Linked DNA regions of Mus musculus: all the other regions are linked to region 2. The links are chromatin loops, found by intact Hi-C in ENCODE. Cell type or tissue: left cerebral cortex. All regions are shown on one strand.

Evidence for each region. Peaks named below come from ENCODE experiments on the same cell type or tissue, not always from the same donor. Only the 100,000 strongest peaks of a DNase experiment are listed, where the experiment ranks them.
Region 1: it touches region 2 in a loop (6-fold over the local background); 3 of 42 quality-filtered maps call a loop at or near these places.
Region 3: a loop joins it to region 2, with 5 times the contacts of the local background. A loop is called at or near these places in 22 of 42 quality-filtered maps.
Region 4: a loop joins it to region 2, with 5 times the contacts of the local background. A loop is called at or near these places in 4 of 42 quality-filtered maps.
Region 5: a loop joins it to region 2, with 6 times the contacts of the local background. A loop is called at or near these places in 6 of 42 quality-filtered maps.
Region 6: a loop joins it to region 2, with 5 times the contacts of the local background. A loop is called at or near these places in 4 of 42 quality-filtered maps.

The regions. Positions count from the first base shown.
Region 1 is chrX:58,513,075-58,518,074 of GRCm38, reverse strand. No RefSeq gene overlaps it. Among named protein-coding and RNA genes, the nearest start is that of Gm25851, 160 kb to the right of the region's middle. In left cerebral cortex, a CTCF peak has its summit at 2,987; DNase peaks (open chromatin) are centred at 485 and 2,998.
Region 2 is chrX:59,176,706-59,181,705 of GRCm38, reverse strand. It overlaps Gm36570 (a long non-coding RNA gene), which reads right to left and starts at 2,414. Exons shown (of 2, transcript XR_386938.3): 1 at 1,857-2,414. It also overlaps a transcript of Fgf13 not described here. In left cerebral cortex, CTCF peaks have their summits at 2,495 (motif pointing left) and 3,836; DNase peaks (open chromatin) are centred at 2,397, 3,877 and 4,217.
Region 3 is chrX:60,024,756-60,029,755 of GRCm38, reverse strand. It overlaps F9 (coagulation factor IX), which reads right to left. Exons shown (of 8, transcript NM_007979.2): 7 at 1,207-1,321; 8 at 1-862. The coding sequence ends at 315. Among named protein-coding and RNA genes, the nearest start is that of F9, 28 kb to the right of the region's middle. In left cerebral cortex, a CTCF peak has its summit at 2,867 (motif pointing right); a DNase peak (open chromatin) is centred at 2,891.
Region 4 is chrX:61,044,269-61,049,268 of GRCm38, reverse strand. All of the region lies in intron 2 of Gm14664 (predicted gene 14664), which reads right to left. Among named protein-coding and RNA genes, the nearest start is that of Gm14664, 35 kb to the right of the region's middle. In left cerebral cortex, a CTCF peak has its summit at 2,363 (motif pointing right); a DNase peak (open chromatin) is centred at 2,365.
Region 5 is chrX:60,465,419-60,470,418 of GRCm38, reverse strand. No RefSeq gene overlaps it. Among named protein-coding and RNA genes, the nearest start is that of Gm7073, 21 kb to the right of the region's middle. In left cerebral cortex, a CTCF peak has its summit at 2,471 (motif pointing right); a DNase peak (open chromatin) is centred at 2,481.
Region 6 is chrX:59,563,269-59,568,268 of GRCm38, reverse strand. It overlaps a transcript of Fgf13 not described here. Among named protein-coding and RNA genes, the nearest start is that of Gm36631, 24 kb to the left of the region's middle. In left cerebral cortex, CTCF peaks have their summits at 34, 1,206 (motif pointing left) and 2,080; DNase peaks (open chromatin) are centred at 1,079, 1,345, 1,924, 2,071 and 4 more places; H3K4me3 peaks cover 1,977 bases; H3K27ac peaks cover 1,076 bases.

The DNA.
Region 1 (5,000 bases), 660 kb after region 2:
CTCTGAAGAGCTGAGCAAATGTCCAAGTGTGAAAGTTCCCATCGAATCCTGACCTTTTTAGCCCATTTGTGTTTTCAAAGCAAGCTCAAGACCATAGGGGTTACCTGGCTTAGTGTGAACAATCAAATTCCAAATATATTGTTTCATCCCCATCTCTTCACCACCCCCTCTGGATTTTGCTATCTGTTAGGGGAGCATTCATCCATTAGGGTTTGAAGGACCCCCTTCTGGGTCCGAACCTTTTGTTTTAGTTAGAATGTGCTTGAGAGATGCTAGAGTTTGCATTAGATTCACTGTTTGTCATTGCCAAGGTATTCTTTGAAGTTGCTAACTTGCTCTCTGGTGAGTATACTGAATATAGACAGAAAGAAAAAGACTATTATTACTCTCTGTTCCTCAACCAGGCCAACCTAAATCTCCTTACTTACTTCCTGGAGTTGCCAGAAGACAGCAAAGCAGCTGCAGCAGCATTTACATAATGAAGCTACTTCCAAGTCACGAGCCCTGCGATCCAGCTTTTACACGCTAGTATTACAGCTAGTATTACACGCTAGTATTGGAACTTTGAAGTTCTGCCATTTAGAGAGGGGAGACCACACATCCTGGGATTTCCAGGTAAGTTCTCATTTTGAGTGGTCTGTGAATTTCTACTTGTTAAACCATCCACACAGCAGATCCTGGGCTCTCCACCATATTAGCAGAGAAGTTGATGGGATATAGTGGAAGAGTAGCAAATGAAGATTCAGAGACACTTGGATGCATATCTTAGCCATCTTTACCTAGTGTGTGATCTTGGATAGTTGTTAACATCCTGACCTAATTATTCCCGTCTTTAATATGCAAAGGACATCAAAGGAATATAAACAAGGTTTAATAGAAGAACAATTGCAAGGAGACCTAAAATGTAGTCTTTAGTCACACATACTCACTGTTTTTAATAGAAGTTTGATGGCTAGATAAGAGTAAAAGGATTCATAGCATTTGGACACAAGTGACAGGTTTACAGATATGTCCCGTTTTCATGAAGGTACTTAGCAGAACACTTTCACTCCATGAACTGCAATCTCCTAAACTACAAAATAAATAATACCGTCAATAGAAAAATAGTGGGATGCTGATCAAGAAATGCAGATATTAAATATTCAATTTATCATGGTGCTTAATATCATATGGGGGTTAACAACTGCATAGATGAAGAGAAAAAAAAAAAGAGGACCAAATTCCAAGTGTGATCTCCCTTGTTCCTTTACTGATATGTTGTCACTTTGTAGATGATACCAATGCAACTATAGAACTAAGACCAGAACCTTTCTCTTGGAGCCTAATCTTAGTTGTCCTAAGCCAGAGACTTGAAAGAATCATTACACTCTGCATGACTCTGCTTCACTCAGAGATGACCAGCATTTTCTAGGTTTGTTGATTTGTCTTGAATATCTGCTTGGCAATCCAGGACTTCTCACAGAAAGTCACAGGAATGGTGGTCACAACAATGCTTAGCCTATGGTCTCATCAGTCACGCTAATGTTGACATGAATCGTCTCCTGAAGATTTACATCAGAGAATCAACTTCCACTTCTAGGCGCTATGCTGAGCCTATAAACACCACTAGAGCCCCTACTGTGTGTAAGCTTTGCTGCCTGACTCAGAGTAGGCACACAAATATTTGCTGATGGATTGATTGATTAGAGGGGTGAAAGAGTTAGCAAAACATTCTCCCTTCAAGGTATTGACATCCAAGGAGAACATGGATTCCTACAATGCTAGTTGACCCCCAGAGTGAACCGCAATACAGACTATGTAAAAAGCAAAAAGAATTCCCTGCTTGACATCGACATCGAAAGTAGATGCTCTTAGAGAATATGAAAATAGAGTAGTGATGATCAGAGGCTGAGGAGAATAGGAAGAAAACAGCTGTGGGGACGGGTTGATCCACTGCCACGGGTTATAATTATAAGTAAGCAGTTTTAGCTAATGTTCTGCGACCCAGGAGAGCCTCTATAGCTAAGAAAAATTCCCTGTGAGCTTTAAAAAGCCCAAAAAACTTAGAATGTTTTTGCCATAAAAACGTTAAGTATTTGAGCTAAATAGCATGCAATACATACATATGTTGAACTATCAAATGATAAACATATATGTATACTTTTTTTTTTTTTGGTTTTTCGAGACAGGGTTTTTCTGTATAGCCCTGGCTGTCCTGGAACTCACTTTGTAGACCAGGCTGGCCTCGAACTCAGAAATCCACCTGCCTCTGCCTCCCAAGTGCTGGGATTAAAGGCGTGTGCCACCACGCCCAGCTTATTTATGTATACAATTTTATGACAGTCTAATTTAAAAAATAAAAAAAAATGCAGCTAGGAATAACTCTGATTAGAAGTATCTTTTTGCTTCATATGTACCTCGGGCTGATTTACGTTTTGACAAGGATGGAAAAGGGCATTTAAGTCACAGAGACAATAAAGAGCACGCCTCTTCGCTAGTAAATAGTAAATAGAGATCATGCCGTGGAGCATCACGGGAGCCATGCACAGAGTTTGACTCTTTGCCTCTGAGGCGATGGGAATCAGGGGCTGTGGGGAGGGGGCTAGAGGAAGATGATGATGAACTTAACTAGACCTGGGGAGTTTCATTACTAAGGACACTTCAAAATCCCTGAGGCATAACTTTGCTGTCATCAGTAAAGCCCCTGGGGTCAAGAGAACAAACAGAAAGCCATGAGAGTTTGTTCAGATGAATAAACATCTGATAAGACAAACTTTAAGAAGAAAGGAATGACAACATCTGGAGCCGGGCTCCCAGGCTGGCAGCCTCCGGTTACCTTTGGTGTATTTCCCATCATCCTCGCTTTCCTCCCAAACTGTACTTGATGCCAGCTGTTTCCATCAGTCTGAATATTTACTGCAGCAGCATATTATCTGGCAGTGAGCCACCAAACCTTAAGGAGTCTAGTTTTGTCTTTACTGCATTTGCAAGAAAGTGGTGCTCTCTAGAGTCCACCAGAGGGATTGCATGACAAGCTGTAAGGATAACACTGGTCAGAATCTCCCAAAACCTGCCTTCTACCTCCGTTACTCCACATTTGGTAAACAATTCGAGAGTTTAACCATTTGAGACATGATCAAGTAACAGGGGCTGAACTAGTATCTCTCCTGGACAAGCTCTCAGAGCCTTTTCCCAGACAAATGTTGTCTGTGGCTCTCCATGAAAGGCAAGAACATACAGAGTTTTCATGCTTATTTGACTGTAGACCTTTTGCTTTAGTTTTTTTTTTTTTTTTACTCTGGAACTTTTAAATGACAGATTAAACATGTATACATTTTTTTAATATGGTGTGATGATGATACATGTGTACTTAGTAAAATTATTACATCAAACTATCATAATTAGCAACTCCCAGACAATACTTGATGTTTTCACGAGAATTTACAGTCTACACCTTTAGAAATATTGAAGTATCCTGACATAGCTCTCTCTCTCTCTCTCTCTCTCTCTCTCTCTCTCTCTCTCTCTCTCTTGTGAAGCTATGCCAGTGCCTGGCAAATACAGAATTGAATGCTCACAGTCATCTACTGGATGGAACACAGGACCCCTAATTAAGGAGCTAGAGAAAGTACACAAGGAGCTGAAGGGGTCTCCAACCCTATAGGAGGAACAACAATATGAATCAATCAGTACCCCCAGAGCTCGTGTCTCTAGTTATATATGTAGCATAAGATGGCCTAGTTGGCCATCATTGGGAAGAGAGGCCCCTGGTCTTGTGAAGATTCAATGCCCCAGTATAGGGGAATGCCAGGGCCAGGAAGCAGGAGTGGGTGGGTTGGGGAGCAGGGAGCGGGGAGGGAATGGGGGACTTTGGGAATAGCATTTGAAATGTAAATGAAGAAAATATCTAATTAAAAAAAGAAGAAAAAAGAAATGTTGAAGTAGGCACTGGAGAGATGGCTCTGTGGATAAGATTGCTGAGCTTTCGGGGACCTGGGATGGGTTCCCAACACTCATACTAAGGGCCTCATAATTGTCTATACCTTCAACTACAGAAAGATCCACCACTTCGGGCCTCTGTGAACACTGTATTTACATGCACACCAACCCCCACACACACAAACACACACAATTAAAACTAATAAAAAAGATCTTTAAAGTTAAGAAAGAAATATCTAAGTATAGATACATTACTATTACCTATTGCTACCATGATGTACAGTAGATCTCAGTTTATTCCTTTTATGGAACTGAAACTTGGTATCCTTTCACCAACACTGCACCATTTCTCCAAACTGCAGAGCCTATAACTGCTAACTATTCTGCTCCATCTTTGTGTGAGTTCTGCCTTTTTAGACTCATCTGTGGGAGATCACTATCTACCTTTCTTTTCTGGCTTATTTCAATGAGCACAAAATCCCTTAGGTTAATCCATGTTGTTCCAAATGACAAAACTTCCATTTTGAAGCTTGAATAGTCGTCAGCTATGTTATGTATGTGTTGTATAGTATTCAATAGCATGTGTGAGCATATACATACAAACACTTAAACACACAAACACATATATGCACTTCTTTATCCACTTATTAATTGATAAGCACTTGGATTGATTCAGGTCTTGGGCATTGTGAATAATGTTGCAAATATGCTGTACAGATCTCCCCTTCACATACTTATTTTGGATATAAGACTAGGAGAGGAATATCTGGGTCACAGCAAAAGATTCTTTGGTCTTGGATGCATGCATGGCAAAAAATTTCCTATTGGAAAATGCTGCTGGAAAAGAATAAGTTTAAAACAGTGTTTTCAACTTGGGTCCCACAGACCACTGATGATGGCATTTTGATATAATTTTTATCTAGCTGTTCTCTGCTTCATAATGCCTATCAATCATAACAACTTCTTTGGGGTTTTACATATGTTTTACAGGTTAACCTCATCTATTTTTGTTCTGTTTACTTAAATTTTCATGCAATATCTTTTTAAACAAATGTTTCCTTCCCACAACTCCTCCAAGATTC
Region 2 (5,000 bases):
AAAGAAAATAAATACAAATAAGAAAACAAAATAAAAGGGAAAAGAAGAGAAAAGCAGGCTATGGGGCCAGATGTTTCAGAGGAGTCACAGGAACAGAATATCAAGAAGAGAGAACCAACAAACTGCCTGGGATTACCTGAATGGGAAGAGAAACATGAGGTACCTTTGTCACTTCTTGTTCTCATGGACTAGAAATACTGAGGGAGAGCAGGCAAGAGAAAAGATAATAGAGGGGAGGAGGGGAAGGGAGGGGAGAAAGGGAAGGGAGAAGGGGAGGGGAAGGGAATCTAGGAGAGGGGTGGGGAGGAGAAGAAAGAAGAGGGTAGAAGGGGTGATAGGAGAGGGAAGGAAAGGAGAGGAGGAGATGGGAGGAAAGGATGTGAGTGAGTGGATCCTGGGGACCAAGTTTATGTATCATTGGTCAAGTCAGGCCAAAGTGGTAAGATTATTTCCATCCTCCCCTGTTTAGGCTGTGCCTGGAATAGACTGTGTACAGAAAAGTTAGTGTTCACTAGGAGAGAATATAACATCCCCAGAGCTGGACTAGAGCTATGTGTCTTGAGCCAGGAGCCATGATATGTGATATGGCAAAGCAAGCCAGGCATCTTTCTCTCCTGTGGGGCATGTTCCTCCTTGTACATGCAGCAAGGGATACTAAGCCCTGGAACTGTGCTGGAAGGAAATTCGGTGATATTTGTGGTGTTTATGGATTGTTCTTGCTTATGCTTGTTCCTTCACTTCCGAAAGGACTTGGAATAACTCTTCGTTCGTACTGAGAACGAATGTGAGCACACAATGCAGGCATATACAGAATGTGAGACCTGCCAGTTCAACACAGTTGCTAATAATCTCTGGAGTACAACTGACCTGAGCTCTTGACTCTCATTTTCTTTGTTTCTTTGTCCAGTTTTGGACAAGTCAATTAACTTTGCTTCAATCATTTCAGAGAGGAGTGTGATAAGAAACCTTGTGTCATAGGGATGCTAAAAGAACTGAATTAGACAACCATGATATATGGCTGGTATATGGTAGCCACTCAGTAAATGGTCCTTGCTCCTTACTCCCTTTTGGTTCTCAGTCTACCCCGCCCCCATTTCCTTGCTCATTTCTCACTGTAGTCCTCAGTACACTGTGTCCTCATTAGTCTAAATGCTTTCATGTCTGCAGTCCTATGTTAGACCATTTTTTCCTGTGCTCTTTTTTGTCATGGCTAGTAGAGTCATTGCCAAGTCTCTTACCTCAGACACATTTCTAGGCACAGTAGGTCCAATTTACAGAAAATAAGTCTCCAAATGACATGGTGTTAATAGTAGAAAAAGAGAAAATACTGATTTGTAGGTTTTCTCAGAAGTGTATTGAGGTAAGCCAGGTATTGTAGTTCATACCATACTGCCAGCACTCAGTAGGCAGTAGGACTGTTGTGAGTTTGAAGCCAGCCTAGACTATACAGTGAGTTCTAGATCAGATTTGACTGTGGAGTAAGAATTTGTCTTTTTAAAAAAATTGGAGAAGGGAAGAGAGCAAAAACAAGAAAGTGAGAGAGAGCAAGAGAGAATAAATTTGCTGAGGTGTTATACTGTATATAAATTCACCCACCATGAATGTATGCTCAATGTCTATGAAATTCGGAGCATCACAAGCATCTTGCAAAAATACTTAGAGGCCAACACTGTACATAAAGTTCAAGTGATGAGGGAGGGCAGTGAACGGGATAAAGTGGGCAGAGTTAGAAAAGCAGTAACTATCATGCAGTATGGCCCAAGAGTCAGTGGTTCCATACATGTTCCTCCAACAGCATGTGATTAGATGCCATGCAGTCAGTGTCACAACAGGCATGCAGATTGCACTGAACTCACTTCTTTCTGCCCCTTCTCTTCTGTGCTTCTGTAGCAGCAATTTGCGTAGAGCTCTGCTGTGTCTCTAGGGTATACTGCATCACGCAGGGAACAAACTTACTGCATTTTAGAGTCCATGAAAAAAAGCCTTCAGGGGACAAAATTCATCCTGGAAGAAGGTAAAAGACATGGATGAGACAAAGAGCAGGAGGCCGTTCCAAATGGACTGTGGAGTAGACAAAGGGAGCACTAACCCAGAGCTAGAAATAGTCATGCTTGGTCATTTGAGGTGGAGTCACAGAGGGAAGAAGACGAATGGGGGTGGGGCAAGACTGACTTCAACAGTGCAGCAAGAAGGAGGAATTTGCAAGCCAGACTGAGCAATGCAATGATGTAACTACCCCAGGCAGCCTGGCTTGCAGGAAGGCTTCTCTTGCCAAAAGGTTGAAACAAGGGGATTGCAATTAACTAAGAGAAAGTGGTTCTCTTTTAAAGCTTTCCCCATTCTAGCTAGAAGCATATGGCCCTGGCAAGAGTCCCTGCTTTTTTTTTTTTCTTCTTTCCTGGAGCATCCTGTGTCCCTTCTTTGCTGCAAATTGTTCAGGAAGAAACAAAAAACGGCAGTCAGGCTGCCTGAAAGAATAATCATTAGCCGATGCTGCCATCTCCAGGAACCTGCCTGCTAATAACCAGCATACTATAGCAGGCCAGCTTCAAACAGTAATGCTCTCCCTGCCCCCTACACAGCTGCTGCACTGGCTGAATTGGCTTATCCAGCTTGAAATTTGACTGCACAGCTGGAGGAAAGGAGAAGCTGCCCAGGGCTTCAAGAATCTGTGACTTTCAGCTGCCTTCTCTTTTCTCTGGTCTGCCAGGAATGTGTAGCACAAGTTCTATAAAGGAGGAGAAGTGTTTGTTTGCTGGTGCAACCATAATGTCTTTAACAGTTCTAGAGGCTAAAAGTAGAAGATCAGAGTGCCAATAGGCGTGGATGCCTCTGAGATTTCCAGGGTGGACAGAGGCCGGTTCATTGTATGGCTTTGACACATTCCCAATCTTTGCACATGCTGATCTCTTCTTAGAACTCCAATCAAATTGGCTTAAGGCCCAACCTAATAACCCCATTTTAACCCAGTCATCTGAAAAAGGCCTATCTTCAAACACAATGGCATTCTAAGATATTGGAACTTAGGATGTCAAAGTATGAATAGGCACAGGGCAATTAAATACAAAGTACCATAGTGTTAACTGAATGCTTCTTCTTTTTTTTTTTTTTTTTTTTAGTTTTCATCTTTTTTTTTTATTACGTATTTTCCTCAATTACATTTCCATTTGTTTCCACATTAGTACCATATGTAGGTAGATATGCTGTGCCTGGTATGTACCCAAACTTGTAACTGCCAAGAAAAAAAAATAGGTATTTAGCATAAAGAAATTGTACAAAAGTTAAAATAAGGTGAGCATGCACTAGCATGTAGCTAGTGCATTTATTCTTTTAATTTTATAAAACTTATTATTTTTAAAAACTTCCAAATAAATAAAAACATCACAAACCAAAGTAAACCAGACCCAAAGGCTATAGAACTCAGTGAACTTCTCTACAGTTGGAACAGGCATTAGGAACAAGGCTGTGTAGCTTCATGTGGAATTTTACACATTTTTTATATTGAGTTAATTTTATGCACTTATTAACCACCCAAAAAATCCATGACAGATTAAACCTAGAAAGAAAAGGAGCTTTATATCCTCTTTCATAACTCCTGCCATTACCTGCATTTTGTCCTTCCTCATCCCCATATATATAGTATTTTTCTCCTTTCCTTATACCTTACAGTATGACACAAGTGTACGATTTGAAGGCTAGGAGGATCTGATAGTCTTAGTCTGTAAGACTGCTACTATAATTTTGGGTGTATTTTATGTTTTTTAATTATGTGTTTGTGCATATGTACCTATGGAGGCCAGAGTTGCCAAATGCTCCTAGAGCTGTATTCCTGGTAGTTGTGAGCCACCTGGTGTGGGAACTAGGAACTAAACTCTTCTACAAAGAGCACTGAATGCTCTTATCCACGGAGTCACCGCTGCAGCCCTGCTTGCTGTTATTTAATGGACTAAACTATTCTTGTTAACTGGATAGTGCTGTCAGCCAGGTTATACCCAAACCTGTTTCCATATACATCACTGACATTGGCTCTCACCTTAACCTGAGCATTTCATGAAAGAAAAATTTATATTCACAGACGTTAGTCTTGAATTCCAACGGTGCCCATATTTGGCTACAGAAATAGAAAGCTTGGTAGGATTATAGAATTCGTATATGCAACTCAAACGTTCCAGGAGCTTTAGTTTGGCATTGTCTATTTTTGACTGAAGTCAGCTCTTGAAACTCATGCATACAAATAGGCACTGGCGTGATAAGCAGATATGCCCTGATGGCTGCACTCTACAAATCCTAAGTATCAAAATAGAAAAGCACTTCCAGAACTGTGCCACCATTTCCACAACATAAGAAATCCTCACACATTCGCTATAGCTATATTCTTATCTGATAATTGAAACTAAGTCACTGACGGTGCCTCCCTTCTCCAATAAGCAGCTGGCTGCTCCAGCTCTCACTGTTGTTACAAATACAGGAAAGAAATAACTTAAAGGAGGTAGAATATGGACTCCTGAGTTCAGTCCATGGCTGACTGGTTTCAACACTCTCAGCCAGAAGTGAGGCAGAAGAACCTCAAGGCAGAGGGGACATGGTGGAACAGCTCTGTTTATCACATGCTAATCAGTAGGCAGAAGGAGAGAAGCAGGGAGGGGACAAAAAACAAATTTCCCCAGGGTATCTCTCCTGTTACCTACTTCCTCTAAGTAGCCCTCAGCTGTTACCTTTCATTTCCCAATAGCGTCATCATATTATTGATTCATTAGTAGACTAAGTCAAGCATCAGTTCAGAGGCCCCTTTATATCCAGTCACATCTAGAAGTGCCCTCAGGTATCCATGCACACGTTTGCTTTTCCTCATCTCCTGGGCATCAATCAGATCAAGTTACCAATTGAGATAAGCTATCATAGGGGCTATGTCACAGTAAGGGGAAAAAGAAAAGATATCCGTCCGTCCAGCATTTAGCTTTTGAAAATGACAAAAATTCAAGACATGCTGACACAAAAAT
Region 3 (5,000 bases), 850 kb before region 2:
ATTGGGTACATCTCTGTATCAAGAACCATCACGCCTTATGGGCAACACGGAAAGCTTTACTTTCTAATTTTAACAAGGGCTGGACTTACAGAAATGGTGAATCTCTTACTAAACTATTTCTCTAGTGATTATATTTGCTAACCTACTTACTCTAGAACAATATAGATCCTAGATGGGCTTGTCTTATGCACAGAGAAAAATCAGTGTTTGTAGAACTTATATATTTAAATTTAACAAAAGGTAGAAAGACTAGTCTGTAAAGGGCATCACCCATTTTCAATTCCACTGAATTGTCTTTGGAAATAGGTTTTTCATTAAGTTAGCTTTGTTTTTTCCTTAATCCAGTTGACGTACCGGGAAACCTTAGTATATATTCCATATTTGCCTTTCATTGCACATTCTTCACCCCAGCTAATAATGCCAGTTAAGAAACTTGTCCCTTCTACTTCAGTAACATGGGGTCCCCCACTATCTCCTTCACACGAATCTTTGCCTCCTTCACGGTAGCCTGCACAGAACATGTTGTTATAGATAGTGAATGTTGTGGACCTAAGGCATGTGGCTCTATCCACCAGTGGAACTCTAAGGTACTGAAGAATGGAAGCCTGTCTCCCTTTGTTGAAGACTTTTCCCCAGCCACTGACATAGCCAGAACCAAACTTGAGGAAGATATTTGTATATTCCCTATTGGCAACACAGATAGGTGTTACATAGCTGTTTAGTATTAAAGGTTTATCCAGTTCCAGCAAGGCAATGTCATGACTATACTTATTAATAGTTGCATTGTACTGGTGATGAGGGATAGTTCGAATCACATTTCTCCTTTGTTCTGTGTCTTCCTTCTTATCAATGTTATATTCACCTGTTGAAAACAAATCTCATAGTTTATAGTCCTTCACATAAATGCATTTCCCATGGTCCCCAGTCTGGTTGGCTTCACTGATCATTAGCAACTAAATCTCAATGATCTAATATAGTGGGTGGGGAATTTGGTAATCAATAAATCATTTTACTATGCTGAGAGTGCTTTATGGGTTCACAAAAAAGAATTATGGGGCTTGGAAGGTGAAATAAGTTATGGTTTGGAATTATGGCCCCTCTCCCATTTGCCCAGTTTACTCAGTAACAACACCGTTGGACATTTGTACATGTGATATGTCCATCATGCACTAATGTTGCTAAGGATTATCTATTTTGTTTACTTACCAGCAACAACCTCAATTTTATCACCAGGTTTAAGACAGTGGGCAGCAGTTACAATCCATTTTTCATTAATGATGGCACCTCCACAGAATGCCTCAATTTCACCATTTAAAATGACCTGTGGAAATAAAGTTAAGAAGATCACGGCATATGATATTTGATCCAGAGAAAAATGGATCTATATTACACTTGCAGGGGTGTGGAAAAGTTGACTTCTAGGTGCTGGGCAGAAATAAAGTATCTCTGGACAGTGTCAGATCTGCAGATGAATCAGTATTCCTAGAGCACAAACTGGACTGTTGTTTCTGTAATGATCTTGAAGTGAATGCAGAATGAGAGGTGGTATGGTGGGGATGGTTCTCCAGGTGAGGTGAATCTGAGGAGTGCTGTTTTCTGGTGTGTGATGTGGGGCCCTTGAGTTCCTTTCCCATGCTATCTACAGAGTCTGCTGACACAAGTTATTGAGGGAGCTACAGTGTATATGAGAGGAAATACTGACTAACTACCAAGGATGAATAATTACTATGAAGTCTCTGGCCCTGTATGACGACATCTCTTTGCTACTTGTCACTTGAAAGAGAGAAATGACCAGTTTGTTTTTCAGGAGCTGTTTCAAGCACTATCAAAATTAGAATATTATGAAATATATTCTAAGACCTAAGGACTCCACAGGACCTGTGTTTATTAGTCACCTATGAGCTGATCATCAGTAGGATCCACACATTCCTTCCATCTCCCCTAACCTCTGGCTGGAAGTGTAAGCTATTCTTGCTCTAAAAAGGCTGCTTTGCTGCACTTGATTTTTACACAGTGTGGACAGGAGTGTTTAAAGTGTGACATTAAACATGGACGGTATAGTTAAGAGGATAATTTATTCTTTCTTGTCTATATTTACATCATAATCAAAGAGGATCATCAACATTTTTACTAAATCAACCTAAGAGAATTCCAGATTTGATATAAATGAAGATCTTGTGAATAGATTTTCAGAGATAAAGCTGAAAATTGTGTCTGCAACTCCTTCCATAGATATTTTATTCCATATTCTAAGGAGAAATGAAGTATCCACACATTGGTTTTCCTTCTTGATTGGAGCTAAGATGAAAGGATGGACCATCCAGAGACTGCCCCACCCATCCCATAATCAGCCACCAAACGCAGACACTATTGCATATGCCACAAAGATTTTGCTGAAGGGACCCTGATATAGCTGTCTCCTGTGAGGCTTTGCCAGTGCCTGGCAAATACAGAAGTGGATGCTCACAGTCATCTATTGGATGGAATACAGGGTCCCCAATGGAGAAGCTAGAGAAAGTATCCAAGAGCTGAAGGGGTCTGCAACCCTATAGGTGGAACAACAATATGAACTAACCAGTACCCCCAGAGCTCATGTGTCTAGCTGCATATGTAGCAGAAGATGGACTAGTCGGCCATCATTGGGAAGAGAGGCCCCTTGGTATTGCAAACTTTATATGCCCCAGTACAGGGGAATGCCAGGGCCAAGAAGTGGGAATGGGTGGGTAGGGTAGCAGAGAGGGGAGAGAGTATAGGGGACTTTTGGGATAGCATTTAAAATGGAAATGAAGGAACTATCTAATAAACAAAAGTAAGAAAAAAAAAAACCAGAAAAAAAAAGCTGAAAATTGTGGACACTAGAGGGCACACTCAGCATTCAGTAAACTGAGCAGTAGCCCGCCAGCCGCTGAGCCGATGCCCTTTTGCCTAAGTTATAAACAACCTGTTCCTAAGCAAGACAAAGAGGGCTGTTGGTCCCTTTGAGTGTGGGGCACAAATGGTCCTTTTGAAGGTTGCTCTGGGCCTGAATTCAACTGACTGATCAGCTACTGTGTTCTGGACACTGAAACACTAGCTTTGTAAATAGAATCCTAAGGGACTCACCAAATTGTTACAGGTCTCTTGCCTTCTTTCCCACACTTAATCTCTCTCGCTCTTTATAGCGATTGGTTTATATTTCAAAAGTGGCAAAAATACAGAAAAACCTAATTATATAATGAACAACCTAGATGATTTGGTGCTAATAATTGTATTACTTATACACATTTGGAACTCAAAACACAAAACATGCATAGAATCTTACTTTATCCTTCCACAGATGAGCAAATTAAGTTTTTTGTTTTTTGTTTTTTTTGAAAATTAAGGTTTAAAGAGACATACCCACTCATGCTACTGAGATGGCAGAGAGAGTTAAAGTACTTACTACCAAGCCTGATGACGTTAGTTTAATCCCTGGGACTCATATAGAAGCAAGAGAGAACTGATTCTTGCAATTTGGCCTCTAACCTCCACATGTGTGTTGTGGCATATGGATACACACACACACACACACACACACAGACAGTCTGCCTGGCTCCAGTATTTATGCTCCTGAACATTCAGAATTTCTTAGAGATTGTCTGAGAAACAACTGTGGTAGAATGGTCTGAGTTTCTTATAAAAACAGATTTGCAGGTTCGTAGAGACTTGATGAGAATATTTTGTGGGAAGAAAAAAAATGAAACTCCTAAATATTTTTATAGTTCTCACAATTATGTTTGAGAAGTGTTGCATGGCTAGTGAATCCAAATTCTCATGGCTGGGTAATCTTTATGTTTTAAAAATGTTCACTCTGGATGAAAACATAATTTATAGGTTCAATGGGAAATAATAATACATGAGGCCCGTTGTTCTAAAACCAGGATATAAGTGGTATTGACGATACTGAAAGAGAAAATATTCCCCTTTTTTCTAGGGCAGCTTTCAAGTCCCATCATTCTAAACTAATTTAAATGCTATACTCCTTCCTGCATGGGGATGTTTGTTGGCTGACTGCAAGCCTTCATTCACATGTGCCCAGGGGCTGTAGTCTGCAGCTCAGCACACATAGTCTTGATACCACACTACTAGCTTCAGACACACCTCTCTATATACCTTGCACCATTCCTAACAGGGGAGGGTTCATCACTCTTTCCTTGGTGGAATACCACAGCCACCAAGGCAGAAATGTGTTTCTAAAACAAATGCACTTCTTTGGAAGCATGTATGGGACCCGGAGTCTTCACTTTCTGCATGCTCAGAAGGAACAATTCTCTTGGTTCAGAGATGCTATGTGATTATGCACATTCCACCAAATGATACGAGTGTGGGTACTTGACCTCAATCTTTCCTCTGCCTGTGCCAACCCTGGAGGAAGGGAGAGCAGCAATGGCATTTGTGTTGGAGTGATGAGAGGGAATTTTCCGGAGTAACGTGGATAGGGAGATGGCAGTAGTCACTGGGCAAGTGTGTGGGAAGAGGTAGTTGTTACAAAGTATCATGGGTAGTGGAGTCAAAAGTGGCAAAAGATGTGACTACAATAATCTAAGGTTTCATGTCTTCAGCACATGTTCTATTGTCTCATTAGACTTCCATTACAGAATATAAGTACAAAATACTTAATATTTGATGTGGTATCCTTCTCCTTCTCAATATACAGCACTGTACAAGTGTACTGGTCAAAAGATGAGGTGCCTCATCCTGATGCCAAATAATTTTTATCAAGTGAATTTGGGTAACATGATTCTAATACTACATGGTTCACAATCCTATAATCCAACACACCTGTCTCTGGAAGTAAAATTAACATGTTGCAGTAGAATATTCATTTCTTTTTTGGGTACTGTTATGGCAATACTGAACAGCTCCCAGCTTAGTGTGTTAGTTAGGTCAACCTGAATGGTATCCATAGCCCTTGGGCACATAGACGGTAATGTATTCTATGTGACTCTGCCAAAGGTTTGTTGCTTGGAGATGCTACTGCT
Region 4 (5,000 bases), 1.9 Mb before region 2:
GGTTATATGTCCCAGTGTAGGGGAATGCCAGGTCCAGGAGGTGGGAGTGGGTGGGTTGGTGAGCAGGGGGAGGGGGAAGGGTTAGGGGATTTTTGGAGAGGAAACTAGGGGTGGGGGATAACATTTGAAATGTAAATAAAGAAAATATCTAATTAATTTTTTTTTAGTTTTTAAAGAATATCATAAAAAACAAAAGGTATTGCAGGTTTTGAAGGGGGAAGCTCTCCGGGAGGAGTTGGGGTACAAAAGGGAAAGAAGAATGTGATGTAAGTCTATTTACTCAAAATATGTTTTTAAATGTTAACAAATTCAGATAAATTGAAATTATGTATCTTTTCTCATCAGAATGCAATAAAACTAAAATCAAAAGTTTAAAACAACAAAGTAATACTGAGACAAAGTATAGATGTCCATGAAGTTAGTATTCAATAGAAATTATCCTCAAACTGACTGATTAATATAATCCTAAGTTCTCAGCATACATATTTTTCTGGCAGAATTTGATAAGCTGACTCTAAAATTTAGGTAAGTGCTCTCTTCAGCAGCACATATACTAAAATTTAGGTAAAAATTTAGCAGATACACAAAATATCTCAAAAAAGAACAGCAAAATTCGACAACATGCTTATATAAAATGGAGTGTGGAGGCACATTAGCAAGTAGAAATACAACAGTTGATAATAGTCATCCATTGTCAATGACTAGAACAGGACAGTCAGAATGGATTCATAACTAGAATGCTCATATTAACATAGTCAGCAGCTGCCAGTGGGCCCTGCAGCATGAATTCATACCAACCAATGCCAAAAACCTTTCCTTCCTCAGTGTCCTTTTATTTGGGCTGCTTTCAGAGATGTTGGCCACATTTCGGTTGGTCTCCCTTAATCTATTATGAGAATCAACACCCACACAGCCATAGACAGAGACATAACACACACACACACACACACACACACACACACACACACACACACACACACATTTTAAAGAAATAAAAAGTAGGAGCTGAAAAGAAATAGGTCCATAGTTGAGAACTTAGTGTTCTTGTAGAGAAGTAGAAATCAGTTCCAGGCAGCTGCACTAGATAAATAGCAACCACTTGCAAGTTCAGGTCCAGGGGCTCTGACACCCTCTTCTGAACTCCAGTGGCAGCTGCACTCAAATGTGCACATACCCACATACACAAATAAATACACACAAATTTAAAAAGATAAAATAAAAAGACTATATGTACTGGCTGGTTTTGTGTGTCAACTTGAAACAAGCAGGAGTTATCACAGAGAAAGGGGCTTCAGTTGAGGAAATGCCTCCATAAGATCCAGCTGTGAGGCACTTTCTCAATTAGTGATCAAGGGGGAAAGGCCCCTTGTGGGTGGGAACATCTCTGGGCTGGCAGTCTTGGTTCTCTAAGAGAGCAGGCTGAGCAAGCCAGGGGAAGCAAGCCAGTAACATCCCTCCATGGCCTCTGCATCAGCTCCTGCTTCTTGACCTGCTTGAGTTCCAGTCCTGACTTTCTTTGGTGATGAACAGCAATGTGGAAGTGTAAGCTGAATAAATCCTTTCCTCCCCAACTTGCTTCTTGGTCATAACATTTTGGGCAGGAATAGAAAACCTGAGTAAGACACTATACCTGACAAGTTTTCATCCACTGAATGAAACTGACCACTGACTTCAGCTTTTTTTTTTTAATCTATCACTGCATTGAGGCAGAGGCACACTTCCAATGGCTGTGATATGCACATCCATTAACTCACACTTAGATGTTCTTAGACTATTAAGAAAACTCTGCAAAAGGCTTCAACAATATCCAAAGTCCTAGATACTCAGCGAGTGGCAGAGATTCACTCACTGAAGCAGAATGCACAAATATAATAGGTCTCAGAAGTTGCCCAACATTAGGAGTACCCAGATAGCAGCCAGCAAGCACCTCCCTCCCAATCCCCAAATATAACCCCATGTCTCTCTGTTTCTGTCTCTCTGTCTGTCTCTCTCTCTCTCTCACACACACACACACAAACACAATGATTTAAATGCCTTAGAAATTACCTAAAATTATGTGCAGATGATTCTCTAGAATTTAAAATTATTACAAATGTCTTTTTGTTTTTCCCATATTTCCAAAATTATAAAAATGCCCTAACAACATAAAAAAAAAGAATTGATCAGAAATAAAGAGATCCCAGCTCAGTTGCTAAGCATCTGTGTGAGCTTCAACGGGGCTCATTCTCTATCTGGGTCTCACTTCCATCATATGTAAAACCAGGCGGCTGCATTGTGGTACCCATAACATAACAATTTGAATCTGTGCACAATTTGTATACTTTCTAGTGTGATGGAATTACATTGCACATACCCGAGAATGACCACAAGGTGGCAGAATGTGTTCATCTAACGCATGGTTCTCAATAAATTCTACGTATTTTGCCTTAGACTAAAAGACTCATTTTCACATTTCACACATTTCAAAAACGACCATAATAGCCCTACCAAAACAGTAAGGCTTGTGTTATCAGAGAAATTTATCAGAGATATGTATGTAACCTCTCTGCCCATAATTAACACTTCCTCTCAGCACTACATTTTTTATTTTCTTCAGTAAGTCTTCACTTGTGTCATATTTGTTCCTTAAATCCAAAGTTGACCTATCATTCAAGAACTAGTCAAACTCTTTAACAATACCAATAACAATGACAGAAATATCACATGGTACCCCATTGTGTTAATCAGCCTTCCCTTACTATATAAATGCCAGAGACAGTGAATGTGTACTGTTTGAAGGTTTCAGTTGATGGCCAATTGGCCTTGATGTCTTTTGCAACTGTGATGAAGCAGGACATCATGGAGCAGCATGTGGTGGAGCAGGCACTTACTTTGTGGCCAAGATCTGAAAGCAGAAAAAGTTCAAGGGCCAGGTCCCACTCCCTCCTTCAAAGGCATTCCTCCAGTAACCAAAAGACCTCCTACCAGGCTCAAGCTTTTATAGATTCCATACCCTCCCAATAGCTGGAAGCTGTGCACCAAGCTTTTAACACACAGGCCTTTGGAGATTACTCCAGACCCAAACATTAATATACAAAATCAACATATGTTAATAAAACATAAGGATTTCAGAATAATAATCTCTAGAAAGAAACATAAAAGGACTTACTTGAATGTAACTGTATTAATATACTGAAGGATACAAACCATGGTAAGGCTGGACCATGCTTTGGAAGAGTTCGTTTTCTAGAGCTTTATCTTAATCTAATCTAATTTTCTTCCTAACACTGGAAAATATCAATCTAATCATTCACTGGCGCAAGTAGATGGGTAAGATTAGTCTTTAGAAAAATATTAAGATATTAATATTAAGATAGCAACATGCATGCCCTATAAAAGTATCAAAACATTTTTATTGCAGTCATTGGAACAGGGAAGATACAGTGAAGCCGCAGCAGCGCAACCACTATGACTGGCTTTTACCATGTGGCCCAGGGATCCACACTCAAGATGCACATGCGTGTCCAGCAAGCACTTTAATGGCTAAGTCATATTCCTAGGCATTGAATGGTATTTTTTAATGCAAAAATTCTATGATAATTATGAAAAATGCTTTTCTTCTATGTGCCCTCTATATACTTTAGTTTCCGTTTTCTAAAGAAGATCATATGGTGTCATATGGTGTAAATAGCCTATGTTGTCCAGAGACCAGGTTGATGTGTGTGCCCTGTGCTGGCCGCAGAAGGCTATTGATAGTGTCTGACGCCCATGCACAGCAGATGGCTGTGCTGATGTCCGTAGTCTGTACTGCCACCAGAGTCCATGGTATGTGCTGAAACAAGAAGCCTTGTGGATGTCCATGGTCCATGCTCCCACTGACCATAAAGGACAAGGAAGTGACTTTCGCAGAGGTATCAACAATTACAGACTCACAGTGGAGAATGAGAGACATAGAAGGCTTCTGTGACAAACTCTCCCCACTACACTAACCCACCCCCTAAATGAAATAGCCTTGGCAGTAAGGCCCTGAAAAGAACTCTTAAAAGTTGTGATAAGGATGCTGAAGTGTATCTCTTTTCCCAATATGTGTGGGTGGGGGTGGGGAAAAGCTAAGTTTTCCTTGAGCAGCAGGTCACTTGAAGTTTTACCATGCTCCAGTGGTGTATGGGCAACACAAACTGGACTTCGTATGATTTCTCCATCTCCTCCTTTTTTCGGAGGAGGTCATAAGGGTTGGAGGAGAGTGGACCCGAGAGTATTAGGAAGTGAGTGTGATCAGGGTGCATTATGTGAAATTCCCAAGTAACCAACAAAAATATTATGTTGAAAGAATAGTATAGTAGAGTCACAGTAACTGTTTAAAAAATTATTCGACTAAGAAAACATAAAACTGGAAAACAATTCAAAACATAAAACTTGAAAACAATTCACTTTTTTCCAAATCATGCATTATATACAGGACCCAGGTATTAACTGAGCCATCATTAGAGGCTGAGGCATCTGAGACCCTGTCTACACTGTCTCAGGGGAGGTAAATGCATGATCACAGGAGAAGGAAAAAAAGAAACACAAAAAAGACATTGGCTAGAGGTTTGTAAGGCAGAGGTTGAAAGGCAGGTAGGGAAAGGCTGAGGATGCTGGTACATGTGTTTGGCACCTTGGGACCTCTGACTTTAGGCTCATTAAAAGGCTAAATGATTTCTTGGAAGCTTTTAATCTGCAGTTCTGGATATATTGACCCTGTTGTATAGCCAATGGCTTTGGTGGGATCATTATAACATACCCATGACACAACGGAAAAACTGTTGTCTCCACTTTACACATGCAAAGAGCAAGGTCCAGGCTGGATTAAGCAAAAAAAAAAAAAAACACACACACACACACACACAGGAAAATGAGCTCCGCCAGTCCTTAGTGGGTGATAGGACTATGTTCAAGTAGCTAAGGTCAAAATTTCTTTTCTTTCTTTGTTATTTTCTGAGACAGGTTTTCTCTGTGTAGTCCTGGATGTCCTGAAATAC
Region 5 (5,000 bases), 1.3 Mb before region 2:
ACAAAGAACAGGTAACAGCATGGTTTATTGGGAGCTGTCCTCAGAATCTAACTACCATAGATATCTAAAAGCAAACTTTACTTGCCTCATGAATATTAAAACATAGACTCAAAAAGACAGATACCACACGGTCTTCTTCATTTCCTAATTTTTATAAATGTATATTTATGGGGGGGGCGAATGTGTGCAGAGGTCAAGAAACTAGATGGAAACTCATGAAAAGCCACCTATGACCTGCCACAAGTTGTGTCCATGGACATTAATAGCAGTAGCATTAATAGTATGTGACAATGAAAACCTAGATTGGGTGTCCAACAACAGAAGAAAGGGTGAATGCATTCAAGTAGTAGGGTCCTACATGTCAGTGAGAAGAATTATAGCATGAACAACAAGGATTAATAAAGCAAGCTGTAAGAGAAACAAAAAGGTATATTATTGTTCCCTTTTTCCATTTTGTGCTACAGATGGGACCCTGGGACCCAGAACCTCACACATGGGAAACTGGGAAATCTGCCACCTGCTGTACTTGCAGCCCTTCGTTCTTGCATCTATCAAGGAAAACTAGAGACACCTGCTTCAGAGACAAAATCGTAATGAAATCAAGGGAATGAGTCAGGTATAGTGTGGCACACACCCATATAATCCCTGCCCACAGGGGGTGGAATAGGAAAGATGAGTTCAAGGCCAGCCTGAGCTACATGAGAAAATGTTGGAAGAACGAAAGGAGCTAGAAATGGGACAGGGGGCAGCTCAAGGAGGAAGAGGAGGAAGAGGAAGAAAAGGAGATGGGAAGAGTGGGGGAGGAAAAGGGAGAGGAGGGAGAGTAAGGGAGAGGAGGGAACAGAGTCAAGTGAATAAGAAAGCAAGTCAAGGAAAGACATGGACCAAAAAAAAAAAAAAAAAATAGAGCAGAGACTGAAGGAAAGGGCATTCAGAGACTGCCCCACCTAGGGATCCATCCCATCTGCAGACACCAAACCCTGTCACTACTGCTGATGCCAAGAAGCACTTGCTAACAGGAGCCTGGTATGGCCGTTCCCTGAGAGGCTCTGCCAGCACCTGACCAATACACATGCAGATACTCACAGCCAACCATCAGACTGAGCCCAATGGAAGAGCTAGGGGAAGGGCTGACAGAGCTGAAGGGGTTTCAACCCTATAGGAAGAACAATATCAACTAATCAGACCATGAAGAGCTCCCAGGGACTAAACCACCGACCAAAGAGTACACATGTTGAGAGTCATGGCTCCAACTGCACATGTAGCAGGGGATGGCCTTGTAGGACATCAATGGGAGGGGAGGCCCCTGAACCTGTGAAGGTTTTATGCCTCAGTGTAGGGGAATGCTAGAAAGGTGAGGCAGTAGTGGGTGAGTGGGTGGAGGAGTACCCTATTAGAAGCAAAAAGGAGGAGGGAGAGGGGGAAAGAGATAGGGGGATCGTAGAGGGGTAACCAGGAAGGGGGATACCACTTGAAATGTAAATGAATAAAATGATTAATAAAAAATTAAAACAGAAAGCAAAAGAAAGCAAGTCAACAGAAGAGTTAAGTCAAGGGAAGGGGAGTGTAGGTCAGGAGCATATAAGGAAAGTCCACGGCATTGGTGGTATTGAGTTAGCTGAAGGGTTCACAAATACTCATTTTATTACTCACATATATAAGTTATATATGTGTGTGCACATCATTTATATTCTTTCATATATACTTTACTATTGAAATTTTTATTTTATATTTCTCTTTTATAGCCCTAGTTTATTTTTACAACCTTCTATCTCTTCCACTGACAAGCACTCCGAACTTGGGCAAAAACTGGGAGAATATCCAGCCTGGCATGTACTGGTGCTAAACAAATGCTAGCCTCTCTGGTGTGCATTGCATTGGATTAGGAAATCCTACAAAATAAATTGGTTTGGGAAAATAGAGAGGGCTGTCATTCTTTACTGATTTGTTGTTGTTGTTGTTGTTGTTGGTTTGTTTGTTTTGAGGCTAGGTCTCTTATAGTTCAGGCTATCCTTAACTTTGAAGCTTTCTATCCTTTCTGTGCACGAATAGTAGGAATGGATTATGGGTGTGTACCAGCAAGCCTACTTTACTGGGTGCTGGGATCACTAAATTCAGGGTTTTACCCATACTAGGCTGACATTGTACCAACTGAGTTACATCCCCAGCCCCTAGTCTGTCATTTTTTATTTCAGACTCATGTTTTCTGTGTCCTTTTCACTTCTCCCCTACTCCTGAAAGTTGGTGGGGGGGGAACCTCTCTTATTTTTAAAACTTTCCCTACAGGATCTCGCTATGTGACCCTGGCTGTCCTGAAATTCACTAAAGGAGGTTGACCTCGAACTCACTGAGATTCACCTTCCTCTGCTGAGATTAAAGGCGTGCGCCACTACTCAAGTCTCCAAGCCCCCTTTACATGAAAGCTTCCACCATTATTCCTTGGTGTTTATGCTCCTTGTCCACATGATGGCAGACTAGGCAAAGAGTTGTGAAATGGACCCTGGCCTGTCAAGAGCTCCTTTCAGTGGGTGGTCAAAACCTTAGAGAAATCAACCCATCCCGCTTTCGTTACTGCAGCCACTGGAGAAATTGAGATTGAACTGCAGATTCTTACTTCTCAGCATTTCCGTAATAGCAACTAGAACATATTAACAGGTACATAATAAAACATAATGTCTACCATTACAGATATGTCCTATAGTTTTTCACTCCTGAAATAAAGTGTTTGTGTGTCTCTGGGAGAGAGATAGAGAGAGACAGAGACAGAGACAGACAGAAACAGGGAGACAGAAAGAGAGAGACAGAGAGACAGAGACAGACAGAGACTCTTGAGAGGATACACATGAATATGCAAAGTTGATCTCAGCCTTCTTCAGCAGAATGCTATTTCCTAAAGACATGGGCCTAGGGATTATAGTCTTTAGATTAATTTTAGTGACCAGTTTTTTCATCCAATGACATGAATTTATGGCTTGGGGTTCCAGTTTTTTTTGTTTGTTTTGTTTTTTTTTTTTTCATATATACCACAACAATTTGCACTAGGCAGAATCACAAAGTACAGAAACATAATTCCAATGACTGCAACAAATCAGGACTATATTGGTACATATATTTAAATCACAAACAAAGGCAGCAATGCAAATGGCCATGTAAACCAAAGGGACTGATTACAACTCTCCTCGAGAACTTCTCGGACTTTTACCTTTCTGTTTTTCTTTATGCCAGTTTTCTTCCAACTTAGCTTATTCCTAAGAACGAGGACTATCCCACAGGCAGCTTTGGTTTCACAGTCTTCTTAGACTTATTGCCACCAAAATTAGAGAAACCTTTTAGCTTAAGTGATTTGAAGTTTTTGGGAGAAAACCTCTGATTGTTCTCTTCTGAGTCACATACTGAACTATGGACCAACCATTATGTTCAGAGACAGGAAACAATTATTACTGACCTAGTTTGAGCCACTTGCCTACTCTTGTGGTCAAAAAGGGAATACACTGTGATTGTTAGTTCTTTTCAGCACTGCTTGATTGGGATAAAAAGAAGTAATTTGTCCTCTTTGCCTGCTTTTGGGACCCTTTGCCTCCCACTGGGTTGCCTTGCCCAGCCTTGATATGAGGGTATGTAGCTAGTCTTATTGTAACTTGTTATGTAATGTTTGGTTGATATCTCTGGGGAGCCTACCCTTTTCTAAAGGGGAATGTAGTAAGAGAGGTTCTGGGGGATAACAGAGGTGTGAGAGAAAACTGAGAGAAGAGGAGGGAGAGGAAACTGTGGTCAGGATGCAGTATATGAGAGAATAGATGATAGATAGGTAAATAGATAGATAGAGTTCCTGCTTTAAGCAGATAAAATAACTCATCATGTCCATGAAAGGGAATGGCATAAGGTTCCACATATAAATACCTATATGTTTATGATCACATTACTGTGTTGTTTTAGTCTTTGAAATCTTAGTAATTTTGTGTTTATTATATTTGTACTTCACTGAAATGTATATGAAACTATGTGCCATGCTCTGCACCCCATCTTTACTGGGGTGGTATGAGGATGAGGAAATGAAAGATACATGGATATCGGAAAGCTGGGAGCAGGTGGACTAGGCTCTCTGATGGAGATGCTGCAAGTTCTTGGACACTCAGAGTGTTTATTATGAGAGTTGTAAAGGGAGGTGGGGTTATTATACTAAACTAAACAAGGAGGCAGGGTTTTTACATACTTACCACAAGAAGGCAGAATTATTATATACAGCTGAACAGGGAGGCAGGTTTAGCTATTCATAGCAGGAGCAGCCTCTATAAGGGAGCAGTCCCCAGGTCATAAACATCTAATGGTAGAAAGCTACAGCAACTAATTTTTTGCATACACTGTCATAATTCACAGTAAGACCCAAAGAAGGCTTTGCCACCCCTCTGAGCCTCACCCAGATAAGATTTTGCCACTCCCATGGGGTTAAAACACTGGTCCTTGACATGTTCATGCCATGTCAACAATGTACATGTACCCAGGACTTCACTTGCTCCCTACAGCTATGCATCTATAAGTTCCTAAATATCTATTTTTTGTTTCTTAAAGGTTAATACTAGAATTTGTTAGCCACCATTTATGTCTTGGGCTCTTTTGTCATCTTTTCTGACCCCCACAGTTAGGTTCCTTTCAGAAATCAAAAATATTTCTGCTTTTATTATCATAGGTGATGTCTGGTAGCTGTATTTTATTATAAAGAATCAGAAAAAAAGATATCTGAAGGCCTACTTAATCACCCCACCATTCAATTGTCCTTTTAAAAGTGATGACTCTAAAATGTCTGGAATATGTCACTGATTCTCTAAGATGGCCACGACACCCAACAACAATAGCTATTTTTGTGATGTACCTGGTCTTGTGTATACTAAATAAATGCTCTATCTCTAACCCACATCCCCAGCCCCAAAGCTAACATTTCTTTGTTGTTTCTTGTGTGATGGGTACCATACTAAGTTCCATACATGAATTATTTAACTTTG
Region 6 (5,000 bases), 390 kb before region 2:
CTAGGCTGCCAGGCTTTTGCAAGGCGGCAGCTGACGTCTGCGCGCCCCTGCCGAGCTCTGTTTTTACTACAGCCGGCAGGCGGCTTTGTGGGGCCCCGCCCTCGCCGGCTGCCCCCCCCCGCCCCCCGCCCCCCGCCCCCCGCGTGCCCACACCTTGTCGTTTATATAGAACGCACCCCAGTGCCGATTCCTGCCTCTCTGGGATCAGAGAGTTCTTTGCCCGGAGAGTGGCAGCGAGGGAGCAGGCGAGCTCCGAGGGGGTGTGGGTGTAGGGAGAGAAAACAGGTAAGGGTTTTCGCTTCCCGCTTCTCTGCGGGCCAGCAACTCCGGGCCCCTCTTTTGGCCAAAAGACAGGAATCTGAAAACGGACTAAATAGAAAGGAGCGAACCTCCCTTTCCGAATCCCCGCGGGCGAGAAGCTGCGCGGCTCTGCGGTGTAACAGGCTCACACGTTGCTCATCACATGTTCAAACATTTCCCTTTCGGGGAGGCTCGTTATTTTTAAGTGAATATTTTCGTCTTTGTTTTGATTTTTTTAAAAACCTTCCTCGGTGTTTTATTTTGATTGAGTTGGCGGCTCAGCAGATTGGGAGAGGCGGGGAAAAGCTACCCAGTAGAGCTTGGGCAGAACACCCAGGCAACTCCCGGCGTGGTCGGCGCCCGTGGAGCGAGCGACCCGCACAGAGCCCCGGCAGGCCGGCGGCGAAGCCGGGAAGTCCCGGCTGCGCCTCCCGGGTGCCCCGAGATTCCTGAGCGCGGCTCTCCGAGGGCGGGTAGGAGCGGCGGGGCGCTGGAGCGGCCGCCCCGCTTTGTCTCTGCACTTCTGGAGCGCGGCGAGCGGCTCCTCCCGCGGCCGGCCGCTCAGGCTCGGGCGGCGGCTCCTCCTTCACCCCTCTCTTTTCCTCCCCACTCTTTCGCAGGCGGCGACAGCAGCGGCAGCGGGGGAAAAAGCGGATTCCGCCCGGAGCCACACTGAGAGCTCGCGGTCGCGACTTGCCGCCCTAAGCGCTCTCGCAAGTCCAGCCAGCTCGGCGAGGACTTCCTTCTCCTGGACGAATCTTGTCAAGCAAGCTGGGATCTATGAGTGGAAAGGTGACCAAGCCCAAAGAGGAGAAAGATGCTTCTAAGGGTAAGCCCACCGAGAAGTCCGCCTCCTTCCCTTCGCTAGGTTGCCCTCGCCCCCTTGTGTGCGCGCCGCCCAGTGGCTCCTAGTCTCTGTGCTAGACCCTAAGGTGCCCATGACCTCTGCGACCCCGGGCAAACCCCGGAGGTCTAGGCTTCTGGGGGAGTGTGGGTTTGCACCACTTTCCCTCCATCCTGGCGGAACTGTAGCTCCTCCAGAGCCTCCAGTCTCTTCCACTGCCCCTCTGAACGCATGGTGGACGCGCTGCGGGCAGACGAAGCTGCAGCAGCCTGGAGCGCAGGGAACAGAGCTGCCTGCTATTGACTGGACATATCTCTCTCTCTCTCTCTCTCTCTCTCTCTCTCTCTCTCTCTCTCTCTCTCTCTCTCTCTCTCTCTCTCTCTCTCCCTCTCCCTATCTTTCTCTCACGCTGTGTGTGTGTCTCTCTGTGTGTGTGTCTCTGTGTGTGTGTGTGATAATGTGTGTTTGTGTACGCTCCAGAGAGTGTGCATATGTGTGCTGCGCGGTGCAACATGGTGACATACTCAGGAATTTGTCCCACTCTCAGGACCCAGGCACAGACCCACGTTCAACCCACCTCGCCGTGCCCTCAAATGCAAACAAAGAGCCTGGCCCATATGCAGAACCCTTCCCCCATACTTCTCACCTCACGCCCCTTACCCCCCAACTTCCTACCCACTGCACTTAAAGCAGAAGACAGGAACGTGCACCTTTTGACATGCCGCGTGCAAAAGTGAGCAATCTGGATACCCTGGCGCCGCCCGTGTTGCGCCTCAGTAGCGCAGCCTTGCCAAGCCCCGGGAGAACAAAGGCTGTTGTCCCCTTGCCACTGGTGCCTAGTGGGAGTGGGCCTCTGCAGGAGGGCATAATTCATTTCCTCAGCTCCCTGGGATATAGCCACCTGGCCCAAGGCTCCTGGTCCCAGGTCCCCTAGAGTGTACTTCTCGGCCTGGGGCCTCCCGCAGGCAGGATGGGGACATGCAGCAGAGCAGGTCTCAGGCTGGGAAGAACTCAAGAAAAGGAAGGGGTGTTCTCTGCCACCACCAGCTTGTACTAGTGCTTGCCTTGCTCAGGACACAGCTTAGAAGGGATGTGTAAACTGGAGACTGCAGTCATGAGGATTAGGACACAGAGACAGGCACAGGGGAGAGATCTGGAAGAGTGGTGAGCAAAGGCTCAGGTGCATGAGTGTCTGAAATAGCCACAGTAGACTCTGGTTTGGGCTAGGTCCTAAGGACCACAGGTATCTTGACATGCAGAAATTCACTCCAGGTAACGTGGGTTTGCAACAGTGGGGAGTTGGAGGAAATCCAGCCCTTTTTGATTGTGCGCTGGGGTGGGGAGAATTAACCCTTCCATGCACCCAAGGGCTCCTTTCTCTCCAACTCTTTCCCCTAGTCCCCTTTCTTCTCTCCTCGCTTCTTTCAGAGCTTGCTTTCTTAGGGGATTGTAGGGCAGAGCCAGCTCCGCCCAACCTCCCCCGCCCCAGCCACCTGCCACAGAAAGTTGTCAAAGTCTTCAGAGCAGGGTCTTTATCCTGTTTTCTAAGTGGAAGTGTTTCTTTTCCCACTAAGCAATGTGGTTGACTAAAGGCTCTGGGAATTTGTGGATGGTTAGGTCTACTGTCCTAAGAGCCAGAGGTGTTAACTGAAGATTTGGGGACCCACTTAGACAAGGTGGCCATTTGGGAAGCACACATTAGCTGTTCCAATAAACTGTGAAGGTAGAACTGCCCTTACATGTTTCCACGGCTTCCTTAACTATGGCAGGTCTCAAAGATACCCTCATACGATAAGAAAAATTGGCTTAAGACGCCTTGTTTTGTTTTGTTTTGTTTTGTTTTTTGACACGGTGAAGATCATAGGTGAGGAGTTTACATGTGAGACTAGCACCTTATCACTGAGCTACACCCCAATACCTGCCCCTGTGTGTCATTTTCTACCTAGAGCTCAGAGAAGTAAGGCAACTAAAGGTTTTAGCATCTGATTGATCAAGATAACTCCTTCCCACTTGAACCTCCAATAGTGTCAACTTTTTGGCCAGAACTTTGGTTTCTGATTTCCATCAGGAGGTAATCAGGGTTCATTTCAGTCTTCCTTGGAGGGACCCTGAGCCAAATGAATTCACAGAAAATGACTTGCTGTTTTAGGTCTCTAACTTGCAATTGTTCAGAATAGATTAACAAGTCTGGACACAGGAGCACAGGTCTCTGTAACTCAATAATGATTTTTTTTTTTTTTACTAGCATAAGTCATGACATTTTCTTATGTTGACTCTTCACATTTGAAACCACATGCATCTGTTAGAGAGTTGTAGAGTTAGCCTTAGAATTATGGCTGGAATTAGAATAAGTTAATTTAATAGGGCAACTTTTAAGAAGGGAGTTTACTTACATGAGGAAATGGGGATTTTCTCCTAGTTAAAAGCAAGATTGCCCTTTCAGCTGTGCTGTTGGCCTTAGACTTTAGAGCTTGCTCAAAGTAGTGACTGTCAAGTATGCAGTAGCTTTTTTTCTCCTTTCAAGTATCATATATGACTAAGATAATGTTGGAAACAAATAATACCTGACCTATTCAATATTTTAACCAATAAAAATATTTACATTCTTAGGAGGTTTGGTTATTTGTAATGTCCTATATATAGGTCACATTTGCTGTTTTCAAAGCTCAGGTGTTCATTAGCATAGTGTTTGTAACATAGCAAACTATGGGATCAAATATTTAATAGACATTTCAAAATACATTTAGTTTTGAATGATGCTGTGACAAATGATTGAATCAAGTCAAATAATTTAGTAACAGCTTGAATGAACTTCATAATCTGTTTTGCAGCCTACTGCTCATTTAAATTCATCCTCCCACCCTATCATTTGGGGCGCATGCCCACAGCCTATCATCACTACATTGAAGATTATTATAGAGTACCACATTTCTACACTTTCTAAAACACACATAGTAAGTAATCAGTAACTTATTTTGTACTACCGAATAAAACGTGGTTTGGGCTGGGTGTAGTGATATTGTAATCTCAGTACTCCAGAAACTGAGTCAGGTTTAAGGCTAGTCTGTCTCACAAGCTGAAAGTTTGTCTTAAAAACAAACAACTCTCTTTAAAATTAAAAACAAAACTCAACCACCACAAGCAAATCCCTAACTCCAGGGCTGAAAAACTTTGATAATTCTTTCAAAACTGTAACCAAGTAGGCTAGACTTTTCTCTTTGGGAGAATGCAGGGTAGCATACTTGATTCTGTTTGAAAATTAATTACAAGGGTCTCTTGTATAGCTATTCACCTTTTTGTACTGATTTATGCTTTGCACACAATTTAAAATGGTTATATATATGCATTGTTTAGGTCATATAGTTCTTGAACAAGAGGATACATTTATTTCCATCTCAGGGAAGAAAACTGCATAACATGTATTTGTCCAAGTAGATATTTGCACAGATTTTACTGACCCTTCTCTCTCTGTCATATCGGTAAGATTTATTAGTTTGCCTGAGTTAGGAAAGGACTCACTTAAGCCTGTGTCCAATTTACTGCAGCTGTTCCTGTGGCACTCGACAACTTGTAGCTGGTGACAGTTGATACCAAATCTTTTCAGGATCAAATAAAAGTGCTAGCTGATTCTTTATTCCAAATCTCTCATTTGGTTCATATTTGAAGTTGAATGTGTTGCTATAACCAAACTTTCTTCTTAGTGCTTAGTCCTACGGCCTCAGGGTTATATAACTGTTTGGATGCTACATGGGCTGTGGGTTCTCTGGTGGGAGTGCTTGCATCAGGGCTGAGTTCATGCTGGCCACTGAGTGATGGAGGCCAATTCCATGCATAGTCCATGAAGCCAACCATTTGC